2 separate regions of the Homo sapiens genome follow, and region 2 is linked to region 1. Evidence: chromatin loops called from intact Hi-C (ENCODE). Cell type or tissue: Caco-2. All regions are shown on one strand.

Region 1 (8,000 bases):
AGTAGGTAAATTCAATACCTCACTTTTAACTATGGATAGATTACCCATTTAGAAAACCAGTACAGAAACAGTGAACTTGAACAACACTATAGAAAAATAGACCTAACAGACATAAACAGATCATTCTATCCAATAGCATTACAATACATATTCTTCTCAAAGGCACAAGGAATATTCTCCAGTATGGATCACATGTTAAGCCACAAAACAAATCTTAACAAATTTCAGTAGACTGAAATTATATCAAGTATATTTTCTAACAATAACAGTATGAAACTAAAAATCAATAAGAGGAAAATTGGAAATCTTATAAATATGCAAAATTAACAAATACACTCCTAAAGAACGAATGAGTGTAAGAAGAAATCAAAGGGGAAATCAAAAAATATCTTGAGACAAACAAAATTGGAAATATAACGTACAAAACTTACAGGGTGCTGAGGAAAAAAAGCTCAAAGAATAAAGTTTGGTGCTATAAGGTCTACATCAAGAAAAAATAAAAATCGCAAATAAACAACCTAACTGTATACCTCAAATGAACTAGATTTTTTTATTTTTTTTTTTGAGATAGAGTCTTGCTCTGTTGCCCAGGCTGGAGTGCAGTGGTGCAATTTCGGCTCACTGCAAGCTCTGCCTCCCGGGTCTGAGCAATTATCTTGCCTCAGCCTCCGGAGTAGCTGGGACTTCAGGCACCCACCATCACGCTCAGCGAATTTTTTGTATTTTTAGTAGAGACAGGGTTTCACCATGTTAGCTAGGATGGTCTCGATCTCCAGACCTTGTGATCCACCTGCCTCAGCCTCTCAAAGTGCTGGGATTACAGATGTGAGCCACCGTGCCTGGCCAAAAGAACTGGATTTTAAAGAAGCAAATGAAGCACAAAATTAGCAGAAGAGAGGAAATAATGTTAGGAGTGAAATAAATGAAATAGAAACTAGACAAACAATTGGAAACTTCAACAAAAATAAGAATTTTTTTTTAGATAAACAGAATTGACAAACCTTTAGCTAGAGTAAGAAAAAAAGAGAGGAAACCCAAGTAAAAATATAAATTAAAGGGAAAGCATTTTAATTTATACCACATAAAGAACCATAAAATTCTACTGTTAAAAAATTATATTCCAACAAACTGGATATAAATACACTGAACCGACAGCACATTAAAATAATCATATGAAATAATCAAGTAGGATTTATCTCTGGGATGCAAAGATAGTTCAACAGACACAATAAACATGAAGACATTAACAGAATGAAAGAAAAAATAATATGTTTATGTCAATAGATTCAGAAAAAAAAGCATTTTGTAAAATTCAACACCATTTTATGATTTTAAAAAACCTCTCAAGAAATTAGGTAGGAAGGAATGCACCTCAACATTATAATAAAGACCATATGTGACAAGCCCACAGCTAACATCGTACTTATTAGTGGAAAACTAAAAGCTTTTTCTCTAAGGTCAGGAAAAAGAAGTGTATGTGCACACTCACACTTCTATTCAACATAATCCTGGAAGTCCTAGCCAGAGCAAATAGGAAAGTAAAAGCAATAAAAACCATTCAAATCAGAAAGGAAGAAGTTAAATTGTCTCTGTTTGCTCATGACATAATCTTACATATAGAAAATCCTAATGTCTACACACACACACACACACACAAACTGTTAGAAATGATTAATGAATTCAGTAAAGTTGCAGGATACAAAATCAACATATGAAAATCAGTTGTGTTTTTATACACCAATAACAAACTATCTGAAAAAGAAATTACAAAAACAATGCCATTTGTAATAGCATTAAAACAACACAACATTTATGCATAAATTTAACAAGGAGATGAGAAATCTATACTCTGAAAACCACAAAATATTTTTTCACACTCTTTAGACACTACAGAGTGAAAACTATAAAACATTGATGTGGCCGGCGCAGTTGCTCATGCCTGTAATCCCAGCACTTTGGGAGGCCGAGGCGGGGGGGTTCACCTGAGATCAGGAGTTCGAGACCAGCCTGACCAACATGGAGAAACACCGTCTCTACTAAAAAATACAAAATTAGCCGGGTGTGGTGGTGCATGCCTGTAATCCCAGCTACTCGAGAGGCTGAAGAAGGAGAGAATCACTTGAACCCAGGAGGCGGAGGTTGCGGTGAGCTGAGTGCGCACCATTGCACTCCAGCCTGGGCAACAAGAGTGAAACTGCGTCTCAAAAAAAAAAAAAAAAAAAATTGATGCAAGCAATTAAAATAGACACAAATAAACCGAATGATATCCCATGTTCATAAACTGGAAGAGTCAATATTGTTAAAATGTTTATACTACCCATGGAAAACTACAGATTCAATGCCAGAGGCACTTTCTTTTTTTTTTGTTTCTTCTTTTTTTTTTTTGAAACAGAGTCTCGCTCTGTCGCCCAGGCTGGAGTGCGGTGGGGCGATCTCGGCTCACAGCGAGCTCCGCCTCCTGGGTTCACACCATTCTTCTGCCTCAGCCTCCGGAGTAGCTGGGACTACAGGCGCCCACCACCACGCTCGGCTAATTTTTTTGTATTTTTAGTAGAGACGGGGTTTCACCATGTTTGCCAGGATGGTCTCCATCTCCTGACCTCGTGATCCGCCCACCTCGGCCTCCCAAAGTGCTGGGATTACAGGCGTGAGCCACCGCGCCCGGCCTCCAGTGGCACTTTCACAGAAATAGAAAAAATAATTCTAAAATTTGTATGGACTCACAAAGAACCCTGAATACCCAAAGCCACCTTGAGAAAGAACAAAACTGAAAGTATTACACTTCCTCATTTCAAATTATTTTACAGAAGAAGGAAAACAGGAATCTTCCAGAATCGTTAAGGACACTCCAGATCCCAGGAAGGAGAATGCTGGCAAACAGCCCCCATGATGGTGTCTGACTGATAAACATGAGTGAAGCCCAGTCTGCGAAAGAAGCAGAGACATCCTCTGTGACTCTTCTTTACACTGGGGATCTGTGTAACCCAAACCTTGAGCAACCCAAACCTAGAGAGTGCGCTTTGTTTCTCCCAAACCCTGGCGCTAACTCGGGAAAAGGCCAGCTACTCGAGACACTGGGAAAGACACCGGGAAAAGGTACAGAAATTTTCCCACACCTGGACCTAGAACTGGACACCATTTTTAATTCAGGTGAATACAAAGTCAGCCATTCTTTGGACATTTGCTGGCATGCTCACACAGGCATTTTAGACTCAGATTGGAGCACCTGCTCTCCTCCATTCCATTGCAAGACTGGAACAGGAGAACTGCTATAGCTGTAGCTTCTGCTGAAGAGTGAGACTTAAGCCAGAGCCATCTTGGCCACCTAGAACTGGTCTGCATGTGCCATTGTTGGGGCCTTAGGCTGTTTCCCTAAGATCATGGTGTGGCACAGCCCTCTCCACTCCACACCCAAGCATATCTCCAGGCATCTGGAGCACCCACTTGTCTGGTTCAGCAGCTTGATTCACCCTATCCTTCCTGGACATAGATCATGGTGCAGCGAAGCTTTTTCTGCTCCGTTCCCAGGCAGATCTCCAGGCATTCCAAGCACCTGCTTGCCTGGATCAGCTGCCAGAGCTACCCTATGCAGAGTGCCAGACCTCCTATGCAGAGATCTTGGTGCAGGGGAACCCTCCTTGATCCATGCCAGGCAGATCTCCAGGCATCTGAAGTACCCATTATCTTGGATTAGGAGTTTAGACCCCTCCCCCACCATACACACACACACACACACACACACACACACACACACACGAGACACATCCCCATGCAGAGAACTTGGGGCTGAGTAGGCTTCCCAGCTCTGTGCCAAGGTATATTTCTGCGTGCCTGGTGTTACCCACTGGATTCTCACACAGCACAGGTGCTTGTGCCTGCCATCAGGGGACCTGCCCAATTCAGTCCCACCAATTGTTGCCCCCACTGCCTCCGGGCTGAGCAGAGAACTCACACCACTGTGCATTCCATGAACCAGCCCATTGCCTCAGGTAACAAAGAGCTTCTGCCAGTAAACAAGGATCAAGTATATACCCAGCCATGTTGGCCACAGCCAGCTCTTACCTATAAGTGCCATCTGCTGGCTCGTTGGTCAAACTGCACAGCCCAATATAAAATCTGCCAAAAACAGTGCATAAGACTATAGAAGTAAAGCCAAAAGACCCTATTCAGCATTCTCTACAGTTGCATCCCCTGGTGAGGTAGAGGGGAAGAAGGAAACAGAAAGGAAAAACATATATATTACAGGGAAAGAAAGAAAAAGAAAAAATCCCTCCTGCACAAAAATAATTACAAAAATTAGAAGTGCCGGTGTCTCCAGATGAGAAGGAATCAGTGCAAAAATTCTGGCACCATGAAAAATCTGAATGTAGTAACACCACCAAAAAAATCACACTAGCTCTCCAGCAATGGTCACCAACAAAATGGAAACTCGGAAATGACAGATAAAGCATTTAAAGCATGGATTGCAAGGAAGCTCAACAAGCTCCAAGGTAAGATTGAAAATCAACACAAAGAAACTTCTAAAGCAATCTAAGAAATGAAGGAAAAGATAAACATCATGGAACGAAATCAATCAGAGCTTCTGGAATTTAAAAACTCACTTAAGGAATTTCAACGTACAATTGAAAGCTTTATCAATAGCCTGGATCAAGCAGAAGAAAGAATTTCAGAGCTTGAAGACTAGTCTCTTTAGCTAACCCAGACAAAAATCAAGAAAAAAGAATTTTTTTAATGAACAAAGTCTTCAAAAAAATATGGAATTATGTAAATTGACTAAACCTACAAATTATTGGCATTCCTGAGAAAGAATGAAAAGAGAAGGATAAAAACCTGAAAAACATATTTAAGGGAATAATTCAAAAAAATCCCTAATCTTGCTAGACAGGTAGACATCTAGATACAAGAAATCCAAAGAACACTTGTGAGATACTATTCAAAATAAACATCACCAAGGCATATAGTCACCAAACTGTCCAAGGTCAACACTAAACAAAAACTCTTAAAGGTTGCTAGAGAAAAAGGTCAGATGACATACAAAGGGAAGCCCATCAGGCTAACAGCAGAAATCTTACAAGCAAGGAAAGATGGGGGGCCTGTTTGCAGCATTCTTAAAGACAAGAAATTTCAGCCAAGAATTTCATGTCCCACCAAACTAAGCTTCATAAGCAAAGGAGAAATGAAACTTTTTCAGACAAGCAAGCACTAAGGGAATTCATTACCACTAGACAAAACATATGATCATCTCAATAGGTGTGGAAAGAGCTTTCAAGAAAATCCAACATCCCTTCATGATTAAAAAAAAATGAAAAACCTCAAGAAATGATGTTCCTCAAGAAGGAATATACCTCAAAATAATAAGAACCCTCTCTGACAAACACAGAGCCAAAATCACACTGAATGGGTAAGAACTGGAAGCACTTCCCTTGAGAACTGGAGCAAGAAAAGAATGCCTACTCTTATCACTGCTAACATTGTACTAGAAGTGCTAGCCAGAGCAATCAGGCAAGAGAAATAAATAAAAGACATCCAAATAGGAAAAGAAGAAGTCAAACTATCTGTCTTTGCAAATATGATTCTACACCTAGAAACCCCCTAAAAGCGCCGCCGCAAAAAGGCTCCTAGAACTGAAAAATCACTTTGGTAAAGTTTCAGAATACAAAATCAATGTACAAAAATCACTAGCATTTCTATGCACCAATACATTTAAGCTGAAAGCCAAATCAAGAATGCAATCTCATTTACAATGGCCATGCAAAAAAAAATAATAATTTAGGAATACATCTAACAAGAAGATGAAAGATCTCTAAAAGAAGAACTACAAAACACTGCTAAAAGAAATCATAGATGACAGAAACAAATGAAAATCTTTCCATACTCATAGTTTGGAAGAATCAATATTGTTAAAATAGCCATACTACCCAAACCAATCTACTGATTCAATGCTATTCCTATCAAACTACCAACATCATTTTTCACAGAACTAGAAAAAAATTCTAAAATTTATATGGAACCAAAAAAGAGCCCAAAACAGCCAAAGCAATTCTAAACAAAAAGAACAAAGCCAGAGGCATCATACTAACCAATTTCAAACTATACTATAAAGCTACGGTAACCAAGCAGCATGGTACTAGTACAAAAACAGACACATAGACCAATGGAACAGATAGAGAATCCAGAAATAATGCTGCATACCTACAGCTATCTTACCTTTGACAAAGCTGACAAAAATAAGCAATGAGGAAAGGACTCTCTATTCAAAAAAATGGTGCTGGGATAACCGACTAGTCATATGCAGAAGAATGAAACTGGACCCCTACCTTTCACCACATACAAAAATTAACTCAAGATGGGTTAAATATTTAAATGTAAGAGCTCAAAGTATAAGAATCCTAGAAAAAAACAGAGGAAACACCATTCTGGACATTGGTCTAGGAAAAGAATTTGTGACCAAGTCCTCAAAAAAAACGTATAAGTGGGACCTAATTAAACTAAAGAGCTTATGCACAGTAAAAGAAACTATCAACAGAGTAAATAGACAAGCTAGATAGAATGGGAGAAAATACTTGCAAACTACACATCAGACAAAGGTCTAATATCCAGAATCTATGAGGAACTTAGACAATTGCATAAACGAAAAACAATCCCATTTAAAAATGGGCAAAAGACATGAAGAGGCACTTCCTCAAAGAAGAGATACAAGTGGCCAAAAAACATATTTAAAAATGCTTGGCATCACAAATCATCAGAGAAATGCAAATCAAACCCACAATGAGATACCATCTCACACCAGTCAGAATGACTATTATTAAAAAGTCGAAAACAACAGGTAGTGGCCAGACTGTGGAGAAAGAGAACACTTTTACACTGTTGGTGAGAATGTAAATTAGTTCAGCCACTATGAAAAGCAGTTTGGTGATTTCTCAAAGAACTTAGAACAGAACTACCACTTGACCTAGCAATCCCATTACTGGGTATATACCCAAAAGAAAATAAATCATTCTACCAAAAGACACATGCACTTACATGTTCATTGCAGCACTATTCAAAATAGTAAAGACATAGAATTAACAAAGGTTCCCATTAAAGGTGTACTGGGTAAAGAGATTGTGGTACATATACACCATGGAATACTATGTAACCACAAAAAAGAATGAAATCATATCCTTTGCAGCAACATGGATATAGCTGAAGGCCATTATCTTAAGCAAATTAACACAGGAACAGAAAACCAAATACCACATGTTCTCACTTATAAGTGGTAGCTAAACATCAAGTACTCATGAACACAGATTCCAACAATAGAAACTGGGGACTTCTAGAGGGAGGAGAAAGAGAGTGGGGCAAAGGTTGCAAAATGAGTATTGGGTACCATGCTTTGTAACTGGGTTGGATATTATTCATGCCCCAAAACTCAGCATCGTGCAATATACCCAGGTAAAGAAAAATCTGCACATGTACCCAATGAATCTAAAGTAAAAGTTGAAAAAAAAAGTTACAAAGCTATGATAATCAAAACAGTATAGTGGTTGCATAAACAAAAACATAAACTAGTGAAACAGAATAGAAAGCCCAGAAGTAAACCCATCCATTTGCAACTAATTTTTTTAAATTTTACTTCAAGTTCTGGGATACATGTGCAGAATGTGCAGGTTTGTTGCATAGGTATACATGTGCCATGATGGTTTGCTGTACCTATCAACCCGTCATCTAGGTTTTAAGCCCCGCATGCATTAGGTGTTTGTCCTAATGCTCTCCCTCCCCTTACCCACCACCCCCTGACAGGACCAAGTGTGTAATGCTCCTCTCCCTGGGTCCATGTGTTCTCATTGTTCAACTCCCACTTATGAGTGAGAACATGTGGTATTTGGTTTTCTATTCCTGTGTTAGTTTGCTGAGAATGATGGCTTCCAGCTTCATCCATGTTCCTGCAAAGGACATGAACTCATTCTTTTTTATGGCTGCATAGTATTCCATGGTATATATGTGCCACATTTTCTTTA
Region 2 (8,000 bases), 420 kb before region 1:
TAAAGGAAAGAGGTTTAATTGACCTACTGTTCCACATGGCTGGGAGGCCTCACCATCGTGGCAGAAGGAGAATATGAAGAAAAGTCACATCTTAATGGCGGCAGGCAAAGAGCTTGTGCATGGACACTCCCATTTATAAAACCATCAGATCTCGTGAGACTCATCCACTACCACAAGAACAGTATGGGGGAAACTGCCTTCATGATTCAATTATCTCCACCTGGCCCTGCCCTTCACATGTGGGGATTATTATAATTCAAGTGAGATTTGGGTGGAGTCACAGCCAAACCATATCACCCCCTTACCAGCTTTCTCTAGTTTCAGAAAGGATCATCACTACTTCATTGTTCTACTTCAAGAATAGTGAAAGGAATTTTTGAATGACATGTTGTCTGACTAGTTGCATGTTAGGTCAACTTGGTAATAAAAGTATCCTCTAGGGATTAAAATACCATTGTTAATTATTCATTCCTTCAGGTGATGGCATGAGAAATATCATTTTTTTTTACTATTTCTTTTGGCCACTCAAAGGCTTTCTTTATTACACATTTAAAACATATGATAAAATGCCATCTACTGTTGTTTTTTTTATTATACTTTAAGTTCTGAGATACATGTGCAGAACGTGCAAGTTTGTTACATAGGTATACACGTGCCATGGTGGTTTGTGGCACCCATCAACCCGTCATCTACATTAGGTATTTCTCCTAATGCTATCCCTTCCCTAGCCCCCACCTCCCAACGGGCCCTGGTGTGTGATGTTCCCCTCCCTGTGTCCATGTGTTTTCATTGTTCAACTCCCACTTATGGGTGAGAAAATGTTTGGTTTTCTGTTCCTGTGTTAGTTTGCTGAGAATGATGGTTTCCAGCTTCATCCATGTCCCTTCAAAGGACATGAACTCATCCTTCTTTATCGTTGCATAGTATTCTATGGTGTATATGTGCCATATTTTCTTAATCCAGTCTGTCATTGATGGGCATTTGGGTTGGTTCCAAGTCTTTGCTATTGTGAATAGTGCTGCAATAAACATGTGTGCATGTATCTTTATAGTAGAATGATTTATAATCCTTTGGGTATATACCCAGTAATGGGATTGCTGGGTCAAACGATATTTCTGGTTCTAGATCCTTGAGAAATCACCACACTGTCTTCCACAATGGTTGAACTAATTTACACTCCCAACAGTGTAAAAGCGTTCCTATCGCTCCACATGAGAACCATCAACTTTTTAAATGGTGATGTTATCTGGAAGAGCCACATGTCAGCCAAGTTTGTCATTACAACTTCCAGGTTGAATTGGGAGAAGTAGCTGGTTTACTTGTATGCTTATTTAACTTGTATTTCTCCTTATTCCAGATGAGACTTTAAATGATTGAGGTGTGTCTAGTTTATCTATACCACTAATTAACTGCACAAACTTTGGCTAAAACTCAGTTTCCTCATCTTCAAATTGGGGAAAATAAACTCTCATCAGATAAGTGTTTAAGATTGAATGGAAAAAAAATCTGTGGAAGTTAATTGTACAAAGAACAGTACCTGAATTCATATCTGTGTTATCTGTCATTAGTTTGGGTTAGGGTCCTAAAGAAATGAGACCTGCATGTGCTTTTGGAAAGGGAGCTGGGGTGAGATACTGGGTACTGTTCAGCTTTTTGGCATTTTGGCCAAGAAAGTTTGGCATTTTTTACAAAGCCAAATGTAGTCTTACCATTTGATCTAACAATCATGCTCCTAGGTAAGCAGATGAGTTGAACGCCTATACCCACACACACACAAAAATCTGCACACAGATGTTTATAGCAGCTGTATTTATAATTGTCCAAAATTGGAATCACACAAGATGTTCTTTAATAGGCAAATAGATAAACAAACTGTGCTACATCCTTACATAAAATATTACTCAGCAATAGACAGAAGTGAGTTATCAAGCCACAGAAAGGCATGAAAGAAACTTAAATGTATATTACTAAGTGAAAGAAGCCAATCTGAAAATGTTACATTCTTTCTGATTCCAGCTATATGACATTTTAGAAAAGGTAAAACTATGGAGACAGTAAAGATCTGTGGTTGCCAGGGATTAAGGGGAAAGGAGCAGGATGAATAGGTAGAATACAGGGAATTTTTAGGATGGTGAAACTATTCTGTATGGTGTTGCAATGGTGGATATATGAAATAATCAAAAGCCATAGGACTGGGCTGGGCTCACTCCTATAATCCCAGCACTTTGGGACGCCGAGGTGGGCAGATCACGAGGTCAGGAGATCGAGACCATCCTGGCTAACACAGTGAAACTCCGTCTCTACTAAAAAAACACAAAAAGTTAGCCGGGTGTGGTGGCACGCACCTGTAGTCCCAGCCACTCGGGAGGCTGAGGAAGGAGACTCGCTTGAACCTGGTAGGCAGAAGTTGCAGTGAGCTGAAATTGCGCCACTGCAATCCAGCCTGGGCGACAGAATGAGATTCCGTCAAAAACAAAACAAAACAAACAAAAACACCCATAGGACTGTAAAACACAAAGGGTGAACCCTAATGTAAATTATTATTAGTTAATAATAATATATCAGTAGTGGTTTATCAATTGTAACAAATGTGCCATAACTACGCAAAATGTTAAAAACGGGCAACTGTGGGTGGGATAGATGGAGTATATGAGTATTCTCTGTACTTCGTGCTCAGTTTTTCTATAAACCTAAAACTGCTCTGAAAAAATAGTCTTAATTTAAAACAAAATAAAACAAAGTTTATGTGCTTCACACTTAGATGCTGTTAGACACTGCCACTGAGACTTTCCATAGAACCTCAGGGTAATATGTGCAGAAGCACTTTTGTTTATTAAATTTACCTTCTAATCTTGTCCCAAAAGGGATTTAATTTTGCTGGGTAGTAAGGCCTGGGTATCAGTCCCATAGTGGCAAGTAAACCGTGTAAAGTCTCAAAGCTGGTGCTGGAGTCCAGCTATGCTCATGTTATGCTCCACCAGATGGCCTCCAGGGCAATGGCACTGGGGAAAACCATGAGCACCCTTTTGTTTTCTCCTTGTTTTGCAGACTGTCTGCCTGAAGGCCTGTATGTGTTTAACATATAACTTCTCTGACTTCAGAAATTTGTTAAGGGTTTCATTCTCCTAATTTAAGCCTAGAATATATCTTTCCCAAGAAGAAATCCTCTTCATTACTTCAGGCACAAAAGGAATTTGTGAACAGCTTTAGACATTTCAGTTCAGATAACAACCCTTGTTCTTTCCTACTGCAGAATGTTTGCTCTTTCATATGCTCAACTTTCAATCCTATTTGCTCTAGTTCATTTTATTTATCTTTAATAATAGCTTATCATTTAATCTTTTATTGTTTGTAAACTTAGCAATCTAAGAAATATGGTTGAATAAATGCAATGTACCACAATAGAACTACTGTTGTTACAGTAGGTAGGTAGTCTGACATGAGCAGGGCAGCAGAGGGCCCCCACGCACACCAGGAATGTCAGGCAACCATCAGGTCATGGTCAGGAGGTTGTTAAACTGCGTCTCTAAAATAATAATTGGCTGCAGCTGGCAACAGGGAACGGCCATCTCCCAATGAATAGAAACACCTGAAACTGGTGGTCAGCAGCTTCCCGATAAGATTTCAGGAGTTGGGTGAGTAGGCTCAAGCATGCACACTAAGAGGCAAAATGGTAGAGTTTAACTGGTACGTGACCTTCCTCTAGGAACACGTGACTAGTAAAGGAAAAACACCTCAAGTCACTAAGAGGCAAAATGTTGGAATTTCAACACGTCTTGACTAGTATGGGAAAAATGTCTCAAGTGAGCATGCCTAAAATTTCAGTAAACACACTGTGCTTGCAGCCCCTCCCAAGTGCAGGTAGGCTGCTGCACGTGTGGATGACCTGAGCCCAGGGAAGAATCAGGGAAGAAGGGACACAACCCACAGAAAGCATGCCAACGTTTAAAACCCCAAGTCAAAGGTTAACTGGGCACTTGAATCTCTCAAGTTGCCCCCTTGGCCTTCTTCCAAGGGTACTTTACTTTTGTTCTTCCTCTAAAACTTTAATAAACGTTCATTCCAGCTCTAAAACTGACATACATCTTTCCCTCTGCCTTATGCCCCTCTGTAAAGTTATTTCTTCTGGGGAGGCAAGAATTGAGGTTTCTGCAGACCTGTACAGATTTGCTGCTGCTAACATACTTTGATGATGTGTGACTCCAAGGCAGTGTTCTGGGGGTGGCTAAAAGCTCTTGTCGCATGCTCCACTTTTATCCTTTCCTTAAGAAAGCAGTGCCATCCCCTAAAGAAACTCTGCAAAGCCAAGAGAACAGAGTTGCCATGTTAGCTCTCTATCATTCGGTCTCTCTAAACAACAACATGTGTAGTCTCTGACCTACATTCATTTTTGCCATCAGCAAAATTTTTCTTTTCTTGTGGAAAATTAACTATGTAACTAGCCATACCTGAGGAGACCTAGAAGCTAATCCTTTCATGGGTTTAATTTCCTTAACCAACATTTCCCAAAAGATAGTATTGGTAGATGAGATTTGATGTGATACATAAATAGCAGTGGTACATGAGTTATGCATTTATTTTATTTGACATTATAAAAATATAATCGCACATCAAATCTGTGATTTGATGGACATTATTCCTTAGGAAGAGTAGAAGAGTATTTTTAGAGAAAAATTGTATAGTTGGCAACTGGTTATGGCAAACCCATAGAGAGAAAAATCAAATGACAAAGTCTGGGAAACATAGCTTTCAACAAACGAAAGAGGCACATTAAATTTTTCTAATAAGTTACTGTAATAACTGATTCTTTGGCTTTCTTAACAAATAAATGGGAGTTCTATTTTAGTTTTTTGAGGAACTTCCATACTGTTTTCCATAAAGACTGTACTATTTACATTCCCACCAACACTATATAAGAGTTCCCCTTTCTCCACATCCTCCCAGCATTTGTTAGTTTTTGTCTTTTTGCTCATTCTAACCTAGGTGAGATTATATCTCATTGTGGTTTTAATTTGCATTTCCCTGATGATTTGTGATGTTGAGCACTTTTTCATTTTCCTATTGGTCATTTGTTTGTTTTCTTCTGATAGAGATATATTCTACTAATTTGCCCTTTTTAAAATCAGAATTGTGTGGGTTTTCTTTGTTTCTTTTTTATTGCTGTTGAGTTATTTGAGTTCCTTGTGTATTCTGGGTATTAATTCCTTGTCAGATGAATAGTTTGCAAATATTTTCTCCCATTGCTGTGCAGAAGCTTTTTAGTTTGATATAACCCCATTTGTTTATTTTTGCTTTTGTTGCCTGTACTTTTGAGGGCTTCTTCATAAAATCTTCACCCAGAATGTCCAAAAGTGTTTTCCCTAAGTTTTCTTCTAGTAATTTAATAGTTCTGGATCTTACATTTAATTCTGTAATAAATTTCAAGTTTATTTTTATATGTAGTGAGAGGTAGGGGTCTAGTTTCATTCTTCTGCATATGAATATTCAGTTTTCCCAACATTATTTTTTAAAGAGACTGTTTTTTCCCCACTGAATGTTCTTGTGTCTTTGTTGAAAATCAGGTAGCTGTAAATATGTGGATTTCCAGGTTCTCTATTCTGTCCCATTGGTAAATGTGTCTGCTTTTATGCCAAGACCATGCTGTTTTGGTTTTCATAGCATTGTAGTATATTTTGAAGTCAGGTGGTAGGTTGCCTCCAACTTCGTTCTTTTTGCTCAGGATTACTTTGGTTATTGAGGGTCTTTTGTGGTTAAATATACATTTTAAGATTTTTTTGTTTATTGCTGTGAAGAATATAATTGTTGGTTTGATAGTCATTGCATTGAATCTGTAGATTGCTTTCGTTATTATGGTCATTTTCACAATATTAATCTTCCTTTTCATTAATATGGGATGTCTTGTTTTGGTGTCCTTTTCTTATTTTTTCATCAGCATTTTATAATTTTCTTTATAGAAATATTTTATCTTTTTTACCTTCTTGGTTATTTCCTCTATGTATTTTATTTTTGTAGCTATTATAAATGGAATTTCTTTCTTGGATTTATTGGATATCTTTTTCTGCTATTTTGTTGTGGGTGTATAGACATGCTACTGACTTTTGTATGTTGATTGTGTATCCTGCAACTTTGCTGAATTTGTTTTTCAGTTGTAAAATTTTTTGGTGGAGTTTTACGTCTATATATGAGATTATGTTGTCTGCAACCTGGGACAGTTTGCCTTTCTCCTTTTGTATTTGGATGCACTTTATTTTTTCTGTTGCCTAATTGCTCTGACTAGGACTTCCAGTACTATGGTGAGTATGACCCAGCAATCTCACTACTGTGTTTATATCGCCCCCCTCACTGCCAACCTCCAAAATGAAATCAGTATACCAAAGAGATATCTGCACTGCTATGTTCATCACAGCACTATTCACAATAAGCAAGATATGAAATAAACCTATGTGTCTATTATCTGATGAGTAAGTTAAAAATTGTGAACCAGCCTGGCCAACATGGTGAAACCCTATCTCTGTTAAAAATACAAAAAAATCAGCCAGGTGTGGTGCACACCTGTAATCTCAGCTACTCAGGAGGCTGAGGCATGAAAATCACTTGAACCCAAGGGGTAGAGGTTGCAGTAAGCCAAGATCACACTATTGCACTCCAGCCTGGGCAGCAGAATGAGACTTTGTCTCAAAAAAAACAACCAAAAAAAAAAAAAAAGCTGTGGTACATATACACAATGGAATACTAGTTAGACATAAAAAAGAATCAAATTCTGTCATTTGTAACAACATGGATGAGCTTGGAGACATTATTTTAAGTGAAATAAGCCAGTCACAGAAAGATAAATACTGCATGTTCTCACTCATATGTGGAAGCTAAAAAAGTTGGTTTCATAGAAGTAGAGAGTATAATACTGGTTACTAGAGGCCAGAAAAAGTAAGGTGAGTGAAGAATAGCCAGAAGGTGATTAATAAATATAAAAGTACAGCTGGAGAGGAGAGAAAAGTTATAGCGTTCTACAGCACTAGAGGGTAACTATAATTTTAACAACAATGTATTGTATATTTTCTAATAGCTAGAAGCACAGAATCTGAAAGTTCCCAGCACAAAGAAATGAAAAATATTCAGTTATAGATATGCTAATTATCCTGATTTAATTATTACACATTTTATGCATGTATTGAAATATTACCCTATACCCCATAAATATGTACAATTATTATATGTCAATTAAAACTAATAATAAAAGCAAAAAATTAAAAATAAATAAATCTAACTTAACAGAGCCATCAAGGGAAATAAAAGTCAAAGAGAAGCTGAATAGCCTTAGTATTGTGTCTAGCAAGTCTTAAGCCTAACTCGATCTTCTGAATCAAACTTTCCTTCAAAGTTAGGTAATGGCTAGAAGTTTGGGATTCTTTGTAAGAACTCTGTTCTTATAACCTAGCCATCCGCAAAGAATACAAATCTACCTGGATGTCTCACAATATTTTCTGTACACTATTGCCAAGGTAAACAAGTATTTAACTCTCAAATCTACTTTTTGAATATTTTTTCCAAGTTGATATCTTTAACTGACCAAGACGAAAATCTCTCATATCCCAACAATCACCATGGCCTATTACTTCTACCTCTTTAATATCATACAAATGAAATAACTTTTACTCATCATTATTACAGATTTCTAGGCCATTATTATTCCTTTCCTATTTTAGGACCCAATTTCTATTTCACTTTCTCCAAGGAACCTTCCCTTACACTCAGATACAGGTTGGAGTGCCTTCAATTATTTCCCTAAAACACCTATTTCTCATAACATCAATCACAGAGAGCGAGTCCATCACCTCTACCCTCTTAACTCTTTCTTAGAAATCCTACCTTTCTTAGAAAGCCTACCTGTCTGCAACTGGGAATGAATGGAATGAAGCTCAAGGATTAAGTAATATTTAAACCTTGACCTTCAGTGAGGCTGAATGTTTGTCCCACTAAAATTCGTATGTTGAAACTCTATC

What was found. Peaks named below come from ENCODE experiments on the same cell type or tissue, not always from the same donor. Only the 100,000 strongest peaks of a DNase experiment are listed, where the experiment ranks them.
Region 2: a loop joins it to region 1, with 16 times the contacts of the local background. A loop is called at or near these places in 2 of 110 quality-filtered maps.

What each region holds. Positions count from the first base shown.
Region 1 is chr6:82,002,251-82,010,250 of GRCh38, forward strand. The region is part of intron 3 of LINC02542 (long intergenic non-protein coding RNA 2542); the gene reads right to left. Among named protein-coding and RNA genes, the nearest start is that of LINC02542, 96 kb to the right of the region's middle. In Caco-2, a CTCF peak has its summit at 4,091 (motif pointing left); a DNase peak (open chromatin) is centred at 4,051.
Region 2 is chr6:81,586,675-81,594,674 of GRCh38, forward strand. No RefSeq gene overlaps it. Among named protein-coding and RNA genes, the nearest start is that of TENT5A, 160 kb to the right of the region's middle. RefSeq lists a silencer at 2,845-3,033. In Caco-2, no CTCF peak of the experiment used is centred here; a DNase peak (open chromatin) is centred at 3,487.